Linked DNA regions of Mus musculus: all the other regions are linked to region 3. A link is a loop called in an ENCODE intact Hi-C map of the cell type or tissue named here. Cell type or tissue: gastrocnemius. All regions are shown on one strand.

The links. Hi-C counts contacts between places; a loop is a spot of excess contacts. Peaks named below come from ENCODE experiments on the same cell type or tissue, not always from the same donor. Only the 100,000 strongest peaks of a DNase experiment are listed, where the experiment ranks them.
Region 1: it touches region 3 in a loop (13-fold over the local background); 34 of 42 quality-filtered maps call a loop at or near these places.
Region 2: it touches region 3 in a loop (9-fold over the local background); 37 of 42 quality-filtered maps call a loop at or near these places.
Region 4: it touches region 3 in a loop (19-fold over the local background); 32 of 42 quality-filtered maps call a loop at or near these places.

What each region holds. Positions count from the first base shown.
Region 1 is chr9:40,987,104-40,992,103 of GRCm38, reverse strand. It overlaps Crtam (cytotoxic and regulatory T cell molecule), which reads left to right. Exons shown (of 10, transcript NM_001281954.1): 4 at 1,816-1,959; 5 at 4,162-4,323. Among named protein-coding and RNA genes, the nearest start is that of Crtam, 15 kb to the left of the region's middle. In gastrocnemius, a CTCF peak has its summit at 2,049 (motif pointing left); DNase peaks (open chromatin) are centred at 398 and 2,017.
Region 2 is chr9:41,042,854-41,047,853 of GRCm38, reverse strand. Ubash3b (ubiquitin associated and SH3 domain containing, B) reads left to right here. Exons shown (of 14, transcript NM_176860.6): 4 at 775-973; 5 at 4,210-4,379. Among named protein-coding and RNA genes, the nearest start is that of Crtam, 41 kb to the right of the region's middle. In gastrocnemius, a CTCF peak has its summit at 3,048 (motif pointing left); DNase peaks (open chromatin) are centred at 3,038, 4,022 and 4,279.
Region 3 is chr9:41,189,142-41,194,141 of GRCm38, reverse strand. No RefSeq gene overlaps it. Among named protein-coding and RNA genes, the nearest start is that of 1700063D05Rik, 15 kb to the left of the region's middle. In gastrocnemius, no CTCF peak of the experiment used is centred here; a DNase peak (open chromatin) is centred at 2,859.
Region 4 is chr9:40,831,832-40,836,831 of GRCm38, reverse strand. No RefSeq gene overlaps it. Among named protein-coding and RNA genes, the nearest start is that of Snord14e, 30 kb to the right of the region's middle. In gastrocnemius, a CTCF peak has its summit at 2,046 (motif pointing left); a DNase peak (open chromatin) is centred at 2,041.

The DNA.
Region 1 (5,000 bases), 200 kb after region 3:
AGCCACCCCTCCCAACTCCACGAAGTACCATTTTTAAACTTGGTATTTTAATGTAAAAAGTTTTACCTGTAACAGGAGCGTCTGAGGGCATGTCTGCCATCTTTTATTGAAAGAAAATTAAAGAGACCTGAGTGCGTGCGTGTGTGTGTGTGTGTGTGTGTGTGTGTGTGTGTGAAGCTCTAGATTCAAAAGTAAATTAATACACTTGCCTGGGGCACCAACTAGGTTTTGTTTGTTTTCAGGAAACTAAACAGAAGTAATATTCGTGTTTTATAGGTTGTGATTATGTGCCAGTCACCATATGAGACTCTAGAGAATCAAAGACACAGGCATGCTCTCTGCCCTTAAGGAGTTTGCCAGCTGCTTATTTCTACCACTGGGCAACATGCCTAGCCATCCTGGTTAAGACAGCTTCTGGGCTGCTGTAACGCCGTACACGCTCCCCTATCATAACGCTAGGCACAGGATCATTTCTGCCTTTCTTGTGATGTTACTAAGGATTGAACCCAGAGCTTTGGGCATGGTGAACACATGTTCTACCCTGAGCCATCGCTCTGAGTCCCACTGCAGGCTCCTCTAACCCAGCAGTGCTCAGCATCCATCCCTAAGGCTTTAATACAGTTCCTCACATTGTGATGACCCCCAACCACTAAATTATTTTCGTTGCTACTTCATAACTGTAACTTTGCTGTTATGAAACATCGTGTGTATATCTGTGTTTTCTGACGGTCTTAGACAACTGACCTCTGAGAAAGGGTTGTTCAACCCCTAAACGGGTCGTGACCCATAGGTTGAGAACTGCCGTTCTAACTAAAAGCATAGGATCTAAACCCAAAGCCAGACTATTCCGCTCCTTGAGAGGTCTCTCTTTCCCATCTCTGTGGTGTCAACAAGTAATCCTGAGCCTGCCTAGCTCAGCCAGTTCTTCCCCTGTGTCTGCATGGATCCAGTAAATGCCCACAAGTGCGGTTCTCCATGAAAACAAAAGTAGAATTGGAAAAAGGAAGTATGCCCAGCTGAAAATGATTTCTGGGGAGGAAGTACAAAGAGAAATGGCCAGAGGGTCCTTGAGAATAGAAATGTTCTTTGGGTGTGAGGAAGGGCCTAAGATATGCACTTTGCCCTTATTTGCATAAACTTACAAAAGTTTAGAGCTGAAAAGCCAACCTTTTGTGTTACAGCCGATGTACCAAGAAGTCGGAGGATTTGTCTAAGTTTCTCCAGCTGGTGACAGAGGCGAGACTAAAAGTCAGGTCTCTCCCTAATGTGCTAGCAGCCAAACATAATGCGACATCACATCCAGACTGCTGTTCTAACAAAGTCTCTTTGGAAATTCTAAGGAACTCATCCCATATTCAGTAACACACATCCTGACTTTAGCCAACTTGGTTCTTTGAAAGAACAACACAAATGGATTCTGGGAAAAATTAAGCAAGAAATATGACCTGTAATTAAAGAATTATCTTATAGCAATCCCTAAGATTTATAGGTGATGTTCTTTTCTCAACATACACAGGCCAGGTGGACAGGAAGCTGCCTCATTCAGGAAAGTGATTATCACGCAGGCCTGACAAACTGAGTTAGGATGCCCACATTAAGGCTGGGCACAGGCATCTTTAGCTCCATCACTGATATAGGGGCATGTATGTCCCTATGGCTCATTAGCCAGCCAGCCTAGCTGGATCCATGAACTCCAGATCCAATGATAGATAGCAGGCAAAGAGTATGCCTGAAACCTATATCTGGTATCTACATGTCTGTGCACACATGCACACCTACAACTAGTTTAGCACAGAAAAATTCATTTTCTTCTAGTGACTCCTTTCCAGCCAACCGTGGAAGCTTTGGTTCTCAGAAGGCAGAATGGAGAGAAATCGGTTGTGCTGAAATGTTCCACAGAGAGAAGCAAGCCCCCGCCACAAATCACCTGGCTGCTGGGGGAAGGTCTGGAGATCTATGGTAAGTGCACAGAAAGAAGGTTCTTTGTTTCCTTTCCTTCTGTCCTCCAAGAGCTTTTTAAAGTATTATGGTGCCCTCTGGTGGCACACACTGTCTAAAGACATCATTCTATCAGTTCTGCTCCAGAGAAATTAGCATTATAATAACTAATATTTCATCTAATGTTAAAAGGCTATCTCTCAAGAGATAGCTATATCAGGGTCCTGTCAGCTAAATCTTGCTGGCATATGCAATAGTGTCTGGGTTTGGTAGTTGGATATGGGATGGATCCCCAGGTGGGGTAGTCTCTGGATGGTCCTTTCTTCCGTCTCAGCTCCAAACTTTGTCTCTGTAACTCCCTCCATGAGTATTTTGTTCCCCATTCTAAGAAGGAAAGAAGTATCCACACTTTTGTCTTCCTTCTTCTTGAGTTTCATGTGTTTTGCAAATTTTATCTTGGATAGTCTAAGTTTTTGGGTTAATATCTCTTATCAGTGAGTGCATATCATGTGTGTTCTTTTGTGATTGGGTTACCTCACTGATATAGCTGTCTCTTGAGAGGCTATGCCAGTGCCTGGCAAATACAGAAGTGGATGTTTACAGTCATCTATTGGATGGAACACAGGGCCCCTAATAAAGGAACTAGAGAAAGTACCCAAGGAGCTAAAGGGGTCTGCAACCCTATAGGAGGATCAACAATACAAACTAACCAGTATCCCCCCCGCCCCCAGAGCTGTGTCTCTAGTTGCATATGTAGCAGAGGATGGCCTAGTCAGCCATCAATAGGAATAGAAGCCCTTGGTCTTACGAAGATCATATGCCCCAGTACAGGGAAATGCCAGGGCCAGGAAGCAGGAGTGGGTAGATTGGGGAGCAGGGTGGGGAGAGGGTATAGGGGACTTTTGGGCTAGCATTTGAAATGTAAATGAAGAAAATATCTAATAATTTTTAAAAGGCTATCTCAAATCACACTTTTAAAAATTAAGATAGAAATATAAAATGAGTTATTTGTAATACTTTTTTAAAAAAACTGACAAAATTCCCTGAAGTAAGTGTAATGCTGAGCATAAACTTGGAAACAAAGTTATAAAATTAGAAACATGTGTAACATTGAATGTGTGCAAGAGGTAGTCTGCTTACCAGGTGGCGGTATCCCAAGAAACTACAATAAACTGAAGTATTTTTCATGAAAATTTTCTTAATGCTCCAATTCACCAAACAACTTAATCAACCTCCGACACACGTTGAACACTTACATTGTTATCCCTCCAGCAGCAACATCTTCTGTTACACAGCATATTCCACAGCACGTTTTCCAGCAATGCATGCATTGTATCCAATTCTGTGCTGAAGGCAGTTAGAACAAAGAACCATTGCCTGTGCCTACGAGTGGGCACGTGTGTGCCTTTATACATTTTACGGGTAAGAAGTCCTAGTTGAGGCCTAAGTCAGGAAGTGTCCGTAATTAAACACACAAAGCCTTCCTTATATATGTGACACTATTGAACACACAGAGACAGATGAAGACGTTCTGAGACGCATGCGTGGTGGGTTATACATGCAGTCCCAATGTCTGGAAGGTGGGGTGGGGCAAGAGGGTCGTGTGTTTGAGGCCAGGCTGAGCTACATCATGAGTCCCAGGCCAGTTTGAACTACTTCCTGAACCCCGCATTAAAAATGTTTTTCATACTATAAAAATAAGTATCTTTGCTGGCAACAGAAAACTAATTGTGATTTGGAGGGAAGCATTTCCACAGTGTTTGCTGCCGTTTCAGTACATGTTGCCTTTGCTAGCTGTACAAATTATCTCTGCCCTTTAATGCTCTGAGGGGCTGTGCACTGCCAAGAAGACTGGGCATGAAACAGAGTGGTAAGCAGAAAAGCCTTAAGGCTCAGATCTGTCTTCCAGTCTGGCAGAAACCTACTTCATTATGAAACTCCTTCATACATTAATGTAACCTTCATAGGCTCGTGGGGCTTTGTGTTTTGTGACAATGTTACCCTTCCTGTGCAACCACTGCAAGCTTGGATCATTCCCCCACCATAGCAAAGTGTTTGTAGAAATCTGCCCAGGCTCCTTGATCCACTGCTGCTTGTCCTTGTGGCCACGCCCAACCCACCCAAGGCAGCTGACTTGAGTGTGAGACTGCGGTTCTGCGTGCAGAATGGTCCAACAGAGTTCCATAGCCATAACCTTTCCTGTCTCTTGAAATTGCTGTGTAGGTGAACTCAACCATGAATTTGAAGCTGATGGGAAAATATGTAACACCAGCAGCATGCTCATCGCCCGCGCATACGGCAAAAACTCAACCGTGCACTGCATTATCCAGCACGAGGGCTTGCACGGGAGAAAGCTGGTTGCCCCCTTCCAGTTTGAAGATTTGGGTAAGAAGAGCAGTTATGTTTAGCTGTCTTTAGTTTAGTGCAATATTGCAATATTGTCCTAGTTTGCTTCCATGTTGCTGTGATAAGACACTGCCTGAAGGCAACTTAAAGGAGGAAAGGGTTAATTTAATCATACCTCTCTCGGGTCACCAGAGTTCCAGGGAACTCAGGGCAGGAACACGAAGGCAGGGACTGAAGAGAAGTTACAGAGGAGTGCTGCTCACTGACTTGTTCCTCATGGCTTGTACAGCCTGCTTTCTGATAGAACCAGGAACCACCTGCCAAGGGGTGGCACAACTCAACCCCTGGTTAAGCCTTCCCATGTCAGTCATCAATCAAGACAATGCCCCACAGATACCACCGAAGGCCGATCTGAAGGGAGGGATTCTCCACTTGCCGTCCCCTCTTCCCAAGTGTGTCGAAAAGACGTTAGCCATTACAGCTACATATGGACTCTAACCATGTCAGATCTCCAGGAAATATCCAAAGTGGCCCGTTAGTGTCAGCCATTGGTGGCTCCTATTTGTCTATTGTCTTTTTCCTTTGATGAGCCACACAGATAATGTTGCATGTAGCTTTTGTGTTTTTCCTCTCTTAAGCATGACAAACTACCTCTTCTTTCTCCTGCATCTGCCCCTTGCCTGTGGGGACCCAGCAGTCCCACCTTTTCCTTCCAC
Region 2 (5,000 bases), 150 kb after region 3:
AGCCATCCACAAACAGCTAGTGTTCTTAGCCTCTGAGAGCCATCTATCTCCCCAGCTCCAGGAACTTACATAATTGACAGATTTTGGTATCTGGTGTGACTGTTGATTTATGTAAGCATTATAGGATGTTGACTGAGCCAGTTCCTATATACACTGCCTATCGTCTTTGTTGGCTTGTGGTAATTCCTTGACCACCTACTACCCTCATCTTCTTGCTTGCCCTTGAGGCTGTGAATTGAGCACAAGGCCTCTCACATGCTAAGAAAGGGCTCCAACCCTGCACCCTGTTCCCAGATCTAAAATCCACCCTTTTAGCAATTTTCAAGAATACATTGTGTGGCTTCTAGCTGTTGTTACCATACCGTAATATTTACTCTGAAACTGTGTTTCCCTTAACCAACAACTGGACCTCTAGCCCTGGGTTTTGTTTTCTGCTTAACAAATCGGGTAGCATTCTGGCAAGGTTCCCAGGATCACAACAGAGCAAGAGGAGGGCAAGAGGTGTCATGATGCATTTCTTAGTTTCATTTGCCCACTGGATGAATGGATGGATGGATGGATGGATGGATGGATGGATGGATGGATGGATGGGTAATCAGTGTCTGGATAATTGAGATCCCAAAGCTCTTCCCTTCTTCATGGACAGGAATGCTGGTTAAGTAATTGCATCATCAGCCTCTGCTCTCTGGGGGCAGGCTGAGTGCCGAGGGGCTGCAGGCTTTTCCCCGCCCCCCCCCCCCACTATAATGACGCCTGTCTGTTTTCCATCCCCAGTGCGAGGACAGCAAGGTGGATGCTCTGGGGGAAGCCCTGCAGACTACTGTCAGTCGATGGAAATGTAAGTTCTCAGCCCCACTGCCCCTGGAGCTGTACACCTCCTCCAACTTCATCGGGCTCTTCGTGAAGGAAGACAGCGCTGAAGTCCTCAAGAAGTTCGCGGCTGACTTTGCTGCAGAGGCTGCATCCAAAACAGGTAAACACCCACGGCTGTCAGCCCGGTCCTGAATCTCAATATCAGAAGTCGAAAGGACAGGAATTGGGAGACAGTGATGGGACACTCAGCCTACAAAAAGGAGTGAATTTATTTTGGTTCATAATTCCACAGTTTTTAGCCAACGGTGGTCGGATCCTTAGCCTGTCGACCTGTGGTAAGGCAAAGCATCCTGGCAGGAGTATACAGAACAAACCTGCTCACCTCAAGGGGGCCGGAAAGCAGGAGGAGTGAGCATAAGGGGCTTGGGTCCCAAGGTCCCCTTCAAAGGCACATCCCAAATTCATCCCCGTAGGCTCCACCTCTTAGAGATCCCACCTCTTCTCTGTGGTACCACAGACTGGTAGCCAAGCCTTCAACATTATAACATCCGGGGGTCGGGGGAGGACTTTTAAGATCAGATGGTACCCTCTGCAGAGGAGAGGGCTGGAGACAGGAGGTAGAGGATCGTGCAGAAATGGACCCTTCTAGCAAAGAACACCCCGCCCCCTGCATCCCTTGTGAAAATGTGATACCTCTTTGTGTCCTGCTGACCTGCTGAAGAGCTGCCCATGCCTTGTTCCTTGACTCCCAGGGACTTACCTGTTCACACTGAACTGTAGAGGCAGCCCTTTGTAGTCTCCATCTCCGTCGGTGCAGATCTAAGAGAGCACCCTTCATCCTCTGAGCTCCCCACTCATGCATGCTTTTATCTGGATCTGACCATTCATTGCTTGCGTAGCAGTGGATGTAGTGGAGTGAAGCCACTGTATAGTGAATCATGACAATATTCACCAAGTTGAAGAGTGTTGGGTCGGTAGGTTATTTTGTTGTACAGTTGATGTTGAAATAAGGTCTCATGTAGCCCAAGCTGGTCTCAAAGTTATTTTGTAGCTAAGTCTGGGCCATGAACTTTTCATCTTCCTGTGACCGGCTCCTGGATTCCAGCTGTGTACCACCACATCTGGCTTCCCATGTTTCTGTGGATAGAATCGAGGGTTTCGTGTTTGCTCTCCCAGTGCAGGGGAGCTAAATCCCTAACCCCTGAATCCAAGTCCTGAATGAAAAACTGGGGGATACTCACAGCCCTCCAGCCATACACTTAGGGCTGGCCAAAGACTGGAAGACCTGATCCAAGCCATACAATCTACTCCTTTGTTTCCTTTGTCAGTGGTTATCTTACAGGGTGTCAGTCTTGGCTGATGTTTGTATTGCGTGTGGTATTCCTTCAGAGAAGCTCCCACAAGGAGCTTAGCCCAAATGACTGCAGCTCTCGAAAGAACTCTAGGTCCTGAAGAGACTCCCTGTGGTTTGGGGAGGAGGTCTTCTTAGATTGAATTTCCCCCCCTTTCTGCCAGGACCAGCCATGGGTTTAGTAAATTAACAGAGAAAGGAAACATTTCAGAGAGATAGAATAACAAAGGGAAAATCGCCTCTCTTCATATACATTGCCCTTGAAGAATTTTTTTTTAAGTCCCACTAAATATTGTCAGTCCACTAAATCACTACAAAAAACAAGTAAAGCCCCATATCCTTTACAAATCAGGAAAGCAGAGCTGTGGCAGTTTCTTTTTTTTTTTTTTATGTAGATCATAAAATTTTGAATAAATTCTTTAATAAATATAAAACTGGTTATTACCCTAAAGCAACTGTCAGCTGTATTTCCAGGGGATAATTTGCATTTTCATAAACAAGAAATTGCTACCATTATCATCAAGTCCATTGACCTACAAAGTAACTGAAAGACAATGGAAGACAAGCAACCAAAAATGTACATCAGATAGGCTACCTAGTCCACTTTGCCTCTTAGTGTGTTTTGATTTGTTTGTTTGTTTTCTTCTGTTTGTGTGGTTTTTTTGGTTTTTTGTTTGTTTGGGTTTTTTTTAACTTTTCAGTTTTCTGGGGGTTTTCCTGGCAATCAATCTAAAAATAAAGACAGTGTGGACGGAATGAGAGACAGTCAAGGAATCGGTTTCCCATGTGGGAATGGGAGACTGCCAGTCCCTCTCCAAGAATCTCCTGTCACTAAGAACTTGGTGGTTTCAGGGCTCTGTCCCTGTGGTGCCCCCTGGTGGTTATCTATAGAACTGCAGAACCCTGACTTGTATCTGGTCTAGCTTTGGGGAAAGTAGGTCATTATGTCTTTGCCCTAGAACTCAAGCCTGTGTAGTCTAGAATTACTGGTTCACCCAGATTCCTTCTGCAAGTATATTTGGTGTTGTTCTTCTTTCTGGGTGGCTCGAGAAGGCTCACCCATGTGCGTTCATTTCATCAGCAAGTACTGAAGACCCAGAGTATAGATAGTGGAAACGGCCACAAGCACCCATTGCATGGACTCACCCTACAAAAACACCCTGCAGTGTAATTGGAAAGGGACTAAATCCCAGAATACCAGTTTTCTGCTCTATCTGACCTGCTATTCTCTGAGACTTGACTGACTCCCTTAATTTCTTCTTGGTTCTCTCCTGGGAAGCAGAAAGGTCTTTCTCATGAAGCGTACAAAGGGGGATTAGAGCTCACCCCTCATGTTGCTAGGTTTGCTCCGCTTTATTTTTAGTGTTTTAGAATAATGGTATGCACCCTTCAAATGAGTGGGCCACAACCCGGAGCAGTGTCACCCTGGGGGGACATTTGCTAATATGAGGCATGATTTGGGGGTTATGACTTGGGGTGCTGCTGCCATCCAGGGGATAAAGGCTGGAGGGGGGGTGTTACTGAATATTCTGTGGTATCCAGGACAGCTAGCTCCCTACAAGTAACTATTCACATACATGTTGTTAGGAAAGCCTACTTCATACTGTGAGATGTTCCCCAGGCCCCTCTTTTTCACCACGCTCCCAGAATCTAGGAATTCCTATCCCAGATGAAGACAACCGCTCCAGCAGTCCCTCAGTCACAAAACCCGCACTGTATTTCCACATCAATCACATTGGCCTTTTAGATCTCCTTTGCTTCTTCTGAATGGAGGGGCTGGTGATGAGTCCCTGGACTTGTCAGGAGGAGTGAGCCAAAAAGATTAACCCGGAACCCATCCTCAGCTCCTGCTGAAAAGCCATCTGTCGTGGGGCTTTCTATCTCTGGAACAGTGGGTTGATTGGGGCCTGGGATTCACCCCTTTAATTCCGCTGCTACCTCTCTGAGGGACTGGCTTCTTTGTTATTTGGGGAACAGGACACCTTTCTGGGCCCTTTCTTCTCCTCCATGGTTGTGATTTCCTCTTTCTATCCCCCTCTTTTCAGAAGTGCACGTGGAGCCTCATAAGAAGCAGCTGCATGTGACGCTGGCCTACCACTTCCAAGCCAGCCACCTACCCACCCTAGAGAAGCTTGCCCAGAACATTGACGTCAAGCTAGGATGCGACTGGGTGGCCACCATATTCTCTCGGGATATCCGGTTTGCTAACCATGAGGTAATGCTTCCCTGTAGCCCCCAGGCAAAACCCACGGAGATCGTAGTTAAAGCATGCAAGGTACCACTGGGTGGGCAAAATTTTTAAAATTTTGCACTTAAGAAGTTTTAAGGGCCAATGAGGTAACTCGGTGGGTGATGTCACTTGCTGTCAAGCCTGACAACCTGAGTTCAATTCCTGGAACCCACGGGTTAGAAGGAGAGAACGGAATCTTGTGGGTTGTCTTCTGGCCTCCCTGTGCATACACACACACACACACACACACACACACACACACACACACACACACACACACACACACGCACACACACACACACACTGAATACACTTATAAGAAAGGAGCTTTGAGTCCAGCAAGGGAGAGAGGGCAGGCAGATGTAAGAAGAGATCTCTCCTGGTCCCTTTGAGAGGCTGTGGACTCTACAATGGAAGATGTGAGTGAATATACTAATAATATATATAGTGAATCCTACTATAGACAAATGGGTCTAAGTTTTAGCATCCCTCTTTGGATGTAGTCAGCATGGCTTCTCAGTCAATCACGTGGCTCTCAGAAGGACGAATCTTTTAGTCCTTGCTAATCTTTTTTTATCTTAAAGAAGACTCAGAGGTTGACTGTCT
Region 3 (5,000 bases):
AAGCACCCACTAGTGTCTTTTCACTAGGACTCACCACTGCACACAGGCAGAGGAACCTAAGGTTGCCCCTACCCATTGGTGTCCCCAGAGCTGGCAGAGCAGCTGGCTTGGCTGTCACAGGATGAGGGGCAACTGTGCTGATTCAGGGGCAGCATGAGACGCCTTGGCTCGAGTTCGGGGACAGGAAAGGTGGCAAAGAGACTGAACATTTAAGAGAAGGGCAGAAACAAAACCAGACTGACTTGGTCAGTTCCCAGGTGCGCTGGCTGATTTCCTGTCAACTTGACACAAGCTAGCGTCATCGGAGAGGAAGGAACGTCAAGTGAGAAAATGCCCCCATTACATGGAGCTGTAAGTAAGACTGTAGGGGATTTTCTTAGTGACTAATGAGGGAGGGACGGTCGCTAGGCAACAATCAGTCCAATCAGTCCGATTCCAGAGGCACAAGAAAGCTGAAGGGGTGACTGTATAGAAACTCCTTTATGAAGTATGTGTGGCCATGAGGGTGGGTTTTATAGCTAAGAGACCTAGAATCTAGTACGGTCTCTGACGGATAGCACAGAGGTCATCAGAACACAGAGTACTTGTAACATTCACTTTAAGATCGGGTCCAGGGAGGGAAGAGTCTGGAATAACCATTAGGGGAGTTTGGGTGAGGTCTGCCTCTAAAGACAACAGAAAGGTCACCAGGTTGTTCAGAAGATCCACTGCCAGCCTTCTGGACATGAAGACCACCATTTATCTCCTCCTTCGAGAAGAGGCCCCAGTGGGTTTACCATTCGTGGTTTCCCTTAATGCCCCCTCTACAGGCCTTTGTGCCTCTAACATGAAGTGACCCCTTACCTCTCTCCGCAGTTGCTTTTCTCTGTTTCCTCTCTCACCCTGCCATCTTCTGTGGATACTTGCTGGTTTCTCTGAAGTGAGGAAATGGCTTTTATTTCTTCCATCTCAACTTTTAATATTTGACTGTCAGCAATAAATTGACTCTCAGGAAAGGAGGACCAGAGAAGGAAGGCTGTCAGGTCTCCTTTGGAGTCAGTGGATAGAGACAATGACTGCTGACGTCATAGCATCTTCTTGGGTACCATGTGACCGTGCCTAAGAATCTCCTGAGGTCAGCATCACAGCCTCACTGTAATGTCAGAAGCTAAGGACGAAATTCTGGTCAAAGCTGCAAACTTGCAAACACCATGAAAGACTTCACTCTTTTCTAGTTGTTGTCAAAAGGGACACTCAGCACGTTGGGAGGGAGAAAGGTCTGGGCAGCCTCCTGCAGATCCATTATAGATCTCAGCTCAAGTTCAGCCATGGGTTTGGCCATCTCTTTAACATAGGCCTGAGGCTTCTCTCAGGCTAGGGATGTGGGGCAGTGCTGAAGCTCTCAGTACAAGTGAAGCTGTGGGTCCTGCACCCAGCACTCAGAAACAGTTCTGCAGGTGGGGGAGGCCTAGACCAGGTAAACACACTCCACAGGACAGATCGTGCCTCCTCATTCCCCAGAGACCAATCAATTTAAAACTCACACTCTCCTGCCAATCACATTGTGCCTAATGGCTACTGCTCTGTAAAACTGTAGAAAGACTCACCAAACAGGCTTGGAGGGTGGGGGAGAAGGGTCACCATCTCTTCTTTGGGTGTAGGGCGGCCCCAAAGTGCTGGAACAATCAACTCCTCTTGCTTTCTGCATCGATTCCCAGCTCTGTGTGGTTCACTCAGGGGGTCCCCAGCTAAGCTAAGGCTCGCTAGAGTCTTAAATGAAAATGTGACTTTGATTTAAAGTAATGCTGCACTAATTGGATTTTACAATGTATTTCCCCTTTTTCTTGTTTAGCCTTTGCAATAAAATAATTTTAAAAAGAGAAAGATGTGTGTCATATATGTTTCCAAGATATCCCAAAGTTGAATGGAGCAGGGGTCTTCCAGGTGGCTGTCCAGGAAAATAGCCAGTTCCCCGGCTCCACCAGAGGACCATAAGCTAATGTTTTTGTAACATAAAATAGAAGTGAATTACTTGAAAAAATTTTTTTACATGTTTTTAAACCTAACAATACATTCTGGATAGTACTGCCGCGAACATATGAGTCACAGTTGCTGGGGGTGGAGGGGGTGTTAATGGCTCTGTGAAACTGAAAAACAAGATGCAAATGCTGTCTGCTCCTTCCTCAGAGTCTCTTTGTGTACGTCCTGCACTCGGAGACATTCCTCCTCCTGGGAGCCAGTTTATGGGACTGTATTTGAGATCTGTGGATGTGGCATCATTGACAGTGCTTGCCTAGCCCTCGTGACGTCCTGGGCTCAATCTTCAGTCCCTCATAAGCCAGGTGTGATGCCACACACCTGTGACCCCAGCACTGCTGGGAGGTGAAGGAAGGACGATCAGAATTCAGGTCATCCTTGACAGCACAGATAGCTGGAGGCCAGACTTCGTGAGAGTCCCTCTCAAAAACTAAACAATGTTAAAAAAATTCTCTCCAGGGTTTCTGACACCCTGAGGTCTACAGTGACAGTATTTTTTTTAAATCTGTCCCTCAAATGCAAATCAGCTCTTAGATCCACGAGCTTTTTCTGCCGGTTTATACTTTTACTCCTTCCAAAAGAAAAAAAATATATGTTTTTACTGTGATTGGAGTAGGCATAGCGGCTGGTGCTGGAAGGGAGGGATGCTGAGCTGTGAGCTTTGTGAGCTGGCAGCCGCAAGGTTTTCCTCTCCGTGCAGCATCGTGCTGAGATATATGTGTTGCACAGACACATTCCTTTGGCAAACAGACTGTTCTTTTTTGTATAGGCCTCCAACACTCTGTGCACAGGGAGAGGAATCTAAGGCTGAGCTTCCAGAGAGGCAGTGCCTGTATCTGGCCACAAGGAGGCGCTCAGAGCACGGTGCGAGCCAATGTAAGACAAAACACTCTTGCTCTTTGGTAGGAAAGAAGGTTGCTGGAGATTGTTCCCCGCAGATGTTAAGACAGGAGGCTATTTACTGTAAAGTGGTCTATCAGGCCTGCTCAGACATCACATCTTACAGCAGCTACTGTAAAAAGAAGATGGATTCTAGAGTGGAGGTATAATGGCTGGCCGAGCTGCCTTCCAAGAAAATTAGCCACCCTGCTGCGACTTTGCTACCAGATGAAAAGAGCCTGGAAACACACACACACACACACACACACACACACACACTTCCTTAAACAAGCTGAGCAGGGTGACTCACATGTGTAATCCTAGTATCTGAGAGGTTGAAGGCAGACTACAACAAGGTCAAGGGCTAGCCCAGGCTACATATATAGTGAGTTCCAAGAAAGCTTGGGTCTGGCATAGGGTAAGACCCAATATCAAGAAAACATACATACAAGTATACATACATATATGCACAAATACATACATCCTTATACATACATATACACATGCATACATACATGAACACTGATACTTAAACATGCATGCATGCATGAATTCACAGATGCATGCATATATATATATACACGTACACACATACACATACACAAACATGCATATTACTAACTAGCCATTATTAAAAACTGGCAGAGAGAAGCTTGTATCCCTTGCTGCATAAACATCCCTCTGTTTGGTTTTGGTTTATTTTTGTGCTCTGAGTTCAAGTTCTCCAAGGAGGGAGACACAGCATTCCAAAGGTGGGTCCTGTCTCACTGCAAGTTAATATTGAGCAACCAGGAATTCTCCTTAAGTTGCACACGCCCCTTCCTAACGAAGCAGGCTCCAGAGCTCAGGGATTGATCCGACTCTGCTCAATGTGTGTGTCTGACTTCCTTTGTGGTGACACGTTAACTCTTTTGAGAAAGAAATCTGACCATATTCTTTGTCTCCTGTTGCAATATCCAGAACATGAGATACAACTATGTCCTGTTAACTCATACAGACGGAGGCTGTGTCTCATTTCCTTTAATCTATACTGCTCTTGTGACCTGCTGTGCCAGTAGAAAGTTCCCAAATGGCACTACTGCACTTGGCCCCAGACCTCCCGATGGCTGGTAGTCTCCACTTTCATCTTCTTGGATGACTGCCACCACGGTGCAGAAGTCTAAACAAAGAGGCTTTATACAGACAGAGCATCCTGGAGGATAAAGGGAAGGTAGGAGGCCCAGGGTGCCCCTGCATTTTATAGCTGGACCAGCTGAGGTACCAGCCATGAGAGTGGGACCTGCTTGGATCCTGGACTCTTTGGTGAGCTACCCCAGCAGACAGCATGGAACAGATGATCCATCGCTGACAAAGCACAGTACAAACTACAGAATCATAAACAAGTAACTAGCTGATTCCACCCATTTGGTTTGGTTTGGTTTGGTTTGGTTTGGTTTGGTTTGGTTTGGTTTGGTTTGGTTTGGTTTGGTCTGAGATATAATCTCCTCACTCAACTGGCCTCAAACCTGCTCTATAGCCAAGTATGGCCTTGAACTCTTAATCCTTCTGTCCACCCTGCAAGTTGTGGGGTTACAGGATTATGCCATCATGTGTGGCTTTATGTGGTGTCAGAGTTCGAACCCGGGGTTTCGTGCATACTAAGCCAGCATCCTGTCAAACAACCTACAACCTCAGTCTACCTGCTGAATTTTGAAGTGGCATTAAAAAACAAAACAAAACAAAACAAAACAAAACACACAACTAGACGTGGCCTTCCCTAACTGCCCCAGCATAATGACCTGGTTCACAATGGGAACCGCACAGAGGGAGACGGAGCTCAGAGGGTACGTCTGAGAAGTGCCCCCTCAGTATCCTCAGACTCCAGTGCCTTACTTTATGATATGCTAACAGTCTGTGCATTGCTCTTTCACGTCTCTACATTGTCTTATACTATGATCTGTATGCCTGTGTCTCCCCTCAGTCATTAGACTCTGGACAGGAAGCCTGTTACATACACAATTATATACGGAATGCCTGAAATGTCTATTGAAGGAACCATTTAATAAACAAATGGAGAGTGAGATATAGGTCAGAGAACTGAAGCATGTGCACACACACACACACAC
Region 4 (5,000 bases), 360 kb after region 3:
CAAGACACCTGTACACATAAAAATAAAAATAAAATTATATATGTGTGTAGTATTGTTGACAATGCTGACCAATCTTCCATATCTATGTATGTATATCTTTTCCTTTTTAAGGGTATCGTATTATACTACCATTACCTAACAACTATTGCAAATAAAGTGTTTTCTCCCATTTTATAAAATGTCCTTTTCAAGCTGGTCGGTGGTGTCACACACCTTTAATCCCAGCACTCAGGAGGCAGAAGCCTGTGAGTTCAAAGCCAGTCTGGTTGACAGAACTCGTTCTGGGACAACCAGGGCTACACAAAGAAATACTGCCTCAAAAATATATATATATAATAAAACAACAACAACAACAAAACCCAATCAACCAAACAAAAGCATTACAGAAGCTGAGGCAGGAGGATCTGAGTTTTAAGATCATTTTCAACTACAAATCCAGTTCAGGGCCATGAGACTGTTTTATTTTGGTTTCTGTTGTTGTGCTAAACTCCATGACTAGAAGCAAGTTGGGGAGCAAAGGGTTTGCTAGATTTACACAGTCCATCACTGCCCCACATCAGAGCAGGAACTCAAGCAGGGCAGGAACCTGGAGGCAGGAACTGAAACATAGACCAAAGAAGAGTGCTGCTTCCTGGCTTGCTCTCCATGACTATTTCAGCCTGCCATGTGTATGTATATATTGTATACATGTGTATATTCCAGAACTATCTGCCCAGAGTGGCCCTCCCACATCAACCATTAATCAAGAAAATGCCCTCACGTACTTACCTACAAGCTAATCTGATGGGGCATTTTCTTAACTGTGTCCTTTTTCCCAGATGAACTTCACTTGTGTCAAGTTGACAAAAAAACAAACCAGCACTGACCCTGTATCAGAAAACCCAAAGGAAAGAACACTTCTCGGGGGCTGGAGAGATGGCTCAGCAGGTAAGAGCACTGACTGCTCTTCCAAGGGTCCTGAGTTCAAATCTCAGCAACCACATGGTGGCTCACAACCATCCATAAACGCCCTCTTCTGGTGTGTCTGAAGACAGCTACAGTGTATTTGCAGATAATAAATAAATCTTTTAGAAAGAAAGAAAGAAAGAAAGAAAGAAAGAAAGAAAGAAAGAAAGAAAGAGAGAGAGAGAAAAATAACACTTCTCAACCAGGCATGGTGGCATTTGCCGTCTCTCCATCTTTTCTCTATCTTTGAGGCAGGATCCCAATCAGGCTTTCAACCCACTATATGTCATAGGCTGGCCTCAAACTCATGGCGATCCTCCTGCCTTGAGTCCTAGGATTTATAGGCATGTGCAACCATTTGGCTTATAATCGTTTCTTATCTCACTGTTCCATAAATAGGAAGGCCACACAGGCTCAGTGGACTCTGTGTTTAGGGTCTCAGAGTTGTTGCGTGTTCTGGATTCTCATCTAGAGGCTCTGAGAAAGATCTTGCATCCACGTCCATTCTGATTGTTTAAGAACTGTTTCTTACGTTTGCTGGAGACTAGGTTCCCTGCTTTCCTGCTGGCAGTTAGCTCAAGTCTGCTCTTAGCATCCTCAGGGCCCTCCCAGGTCCTTTACTGAGAAGTTAGCACAAGGCATCAAGTCTTGCTCCTTCCTCCTCTGCCACCAGCTGAAGAAAATGCTCAGCTCTTACATGGCTCATAAAATTTGACTAGGCTTATTTAGATAACTTCTCTGTCTTGAGAGCTACTGAGTTATAACCTTAATTACACCTGCAAAATTCATCTTGCAGCCAGACATGATGGCACATATGAAATCCCAGCACTTGGGAGGTGGAATCAGGAGAATCAGAAATTCAGGATCATCTGGCCAGTTAGGTTCCTGTGAAGGGAATTTACGGAAAGGAAAACAGAAATGCCCCAAGGTTTCCAAACAGAGGTCAGAGGCTAAATGCTTCCGTTGTGATTTCGCCACTTGATGACCTAAACAAATGTTTCCTGTTCTCTCTTCTCGGGTATAATGGCTTCTTAAAAGTCAACCTAATGCAGCTGAATTTTCAAGTGAGGCATCAGTAGACTCTGGAGCGCCACCTGGTGGCCTCGTCCAGCAAGCGGAAACAAAAGAGACAAATGGGTTTGATAGAGCTGTGGTTCACAGTTGGCATAGAAAACCCCATCCCTCTACACACCCTACCCCAGACCCAAAGGCGGCAAACGATCTCATGTGGCCCGGAGTCAACGCAGAGGGGCGTTCAGAGAAGTTGGCTAGACTGACGTTCAGGACTTGCAAGAATGTGTGCAAATATTTTTGTAGCTCTCTAAAGAAATCGGTGATGGAGAAGACAGCTTATGTTAAGGGGGAAGGGTGTTGAGAGATGAGGGTCCCACCCTACCCTACCAGCTCCGGCACAGTTAGCCTGAGGTTATTGGTTATTTCTTCAAAGATTCTGATACTTGGACAAATAGAAACAGTTGAGTATGCATGGTAGTCTCTCTCTCTCTCTCACTCTCTCTCTCTCTCTCTCTAGTTTATCGATTCTTTGAGAATTTCATGCTCATATACGATAGACTTTGAACATATCAATCCCCCTCCCCTCTCCAACTCCTTCCTGACTGCCCCCCCCATACCACCCAGTTTCATGTCCAGTTTTTAACCTTCTATGTCTAATGAATGCTGCCTGTTTGTGCACCGATATAGGGCTATCCACTGGAACCTGGGTAGCCTAACAGGAGCCATTTCCCTGAAGAAAACTGACCCTCCCTCCTTATGAACACCTACAAATAGCTCTTCAGCTAAGGGCATGCTTTGTAGCCTCTCCTGCTTAATGGTATTTTGACCAATATTTTTGGGTTTTGGGTTTTGGGTTTTGAGTCAGGGTCTCCCTTATGTAGCACTTTCCAGGCTGGAAGAACTCACTAGGGCTATCACTGTGATCCTTCTGATGATGCTGCCAAAGCACTAGAATTACAGATGTGAACTGCCAGACCCACCTCCCACACTACATGTTTTTAACATTCTATTTCCAGGGCCTACAAAATGGCTTAGTGGATAAAAAGTTCTTGCTGCCAAACCTGACAATCAGAGTTCAATCCCCAGATGGAGTGACAGTGACAGAACCAACTCCTGTAAGCTGGCTTTTGACAAACCTACCCAAATAAATAAATAAATAAATAAATAAATAAATAAATATTGTTAGTCGAGGCTATAGAGATGCTCAGCTGACAAAACACTTGTCTGGAGTTCAAATCTCCAGCACCCGAGTCCATGGCAAGTGATCCTAGCCTGTAGGGAGTGGATACAGAATTCCTGAGGCAAGCTGGCTGGCCAGACTAACCAAACTGACAAGTTTTAGCTTCAAGTGAGAGGCCCTGCCTCAATATGTAAGATGGAGAACACTCAAGGGAGATATCCAAGGTCAGCTTCTGGCCTCCACAAACACATCCACACACTCACACACACACATGTGGTCCCATGCACAGGAGAACATGCTCACACATCACACACTTACACATGCTCAGAAACCGTAAAAACATGCAATGATTTTATTACAAACTAACAACAGAACTACAGTAAAATACGATGGGGAAAGGAGAATTACCATAAGTGACAAGAGTTATTTAACAGTATATTCTAGGGGCTGGAGAGATGGTTCAGTGGTTAAGAGCACTTGAACTTGACTGCTCTTCCAGAGGTCCTGAGTTCAATTCCCAGCAAACATTTAGCGCCTCACGACCATCTCTAATGGGCTCTGATCTTCTCTTCTAGTGTGCATGAAGACAGAGCACTCATACACATAAAACACATGAATAAATAACAGTATTTCTAAGAGTAAAGTGAACACAATTATGTTTATAGGTGGGAAATCTGGTTGTTGCAGGATATAAGTTAGATATTGTGAAACTACACATGTAAGGTTCAACAAAAAGTCAATCCAGTATGAATAAGAAGCAGCAAGGCTTTTACTGTTGGAAACAGAGATGTGAAGTTTGAGGTTTTCTCTTAAGGGGATGAGAATGAACTATTCGTGTGTTGGGCTGGAATTAGAGCCAGCAGTATAAAGTCATGGCTCTTATTAGACAGATGATGGATTAGAGTCACAGACAGACACCTGTGTATTTGTACACATGCGGATAACTCCCGAAGCTGCCCAAAGAAACAAGAAACAGTAAGACCCAAGCATCAAGCGCCTAACATCCAGAGTCTTCATACCTGCCTCCCACCTTTTTAGTAGCCCAGGCTGGCCTCAAACTTGAAAAAGTCCTCCTGCCTCAGTTTCCCAAGTGACGAGATGATGGGATTAAAGGTCTGAGCCACCATGTCCGGGAAACAGTGAAAACATTTTAAATGAATAAAAAATAAACAAAGAAGAGAAAATAGCTCTTTCTTACTATAGTATTCCAGTTAAAAAGAGTAAACAGATTGATTGAAAGTCAAGCCATCCTTAGCTATAGAGCCAGTTGGAAGCCATTCTGGGCTACATGAGACCCTGCTCAATATTCCCTTCCTCCCAAAATATCAAGAATCACATAGCCTTCACACCACAGAACTGTTAGCATATCAAGTCGGGAGTCAGCACACAGTTCTCACACATCCCTGTACTTTAATGAACCGATTTACTCATCTAGTTTCATTTCTGTTGCTGTGATTAAAACACAAAACAAAAAATGGACAGAAAGCAACTTAGGGAACAAAAGGTTGATTTTAGCTCACAATTCTAGGTTCATCACTTTGGAGGAAGTCACAGGACTAGGAGCACAGTTGGTCACAGCACGTCTCTAGTCAAGAGTGGAGCAGGGATGAGTGCGTGTGTCTTTCTTGTCTGTTTGTCTATGCTCTGCTCTCCATTCTTGTGATAGTTCAGGACCTCCTGCCAAAGGAATGATGCCGCTCACTGTGGGCTGGGTCTTCTGACATCAATTAACTTAATTACAACAGTCCTCACAGACATGCCTACAGACCAACCCAATGTATATAATCTATCCTCGAGACTCTCTTCCCAGGCAATGCTACATTGTCAGACTGACAGTTAAAGTTAACCTTCACAGTTCCAA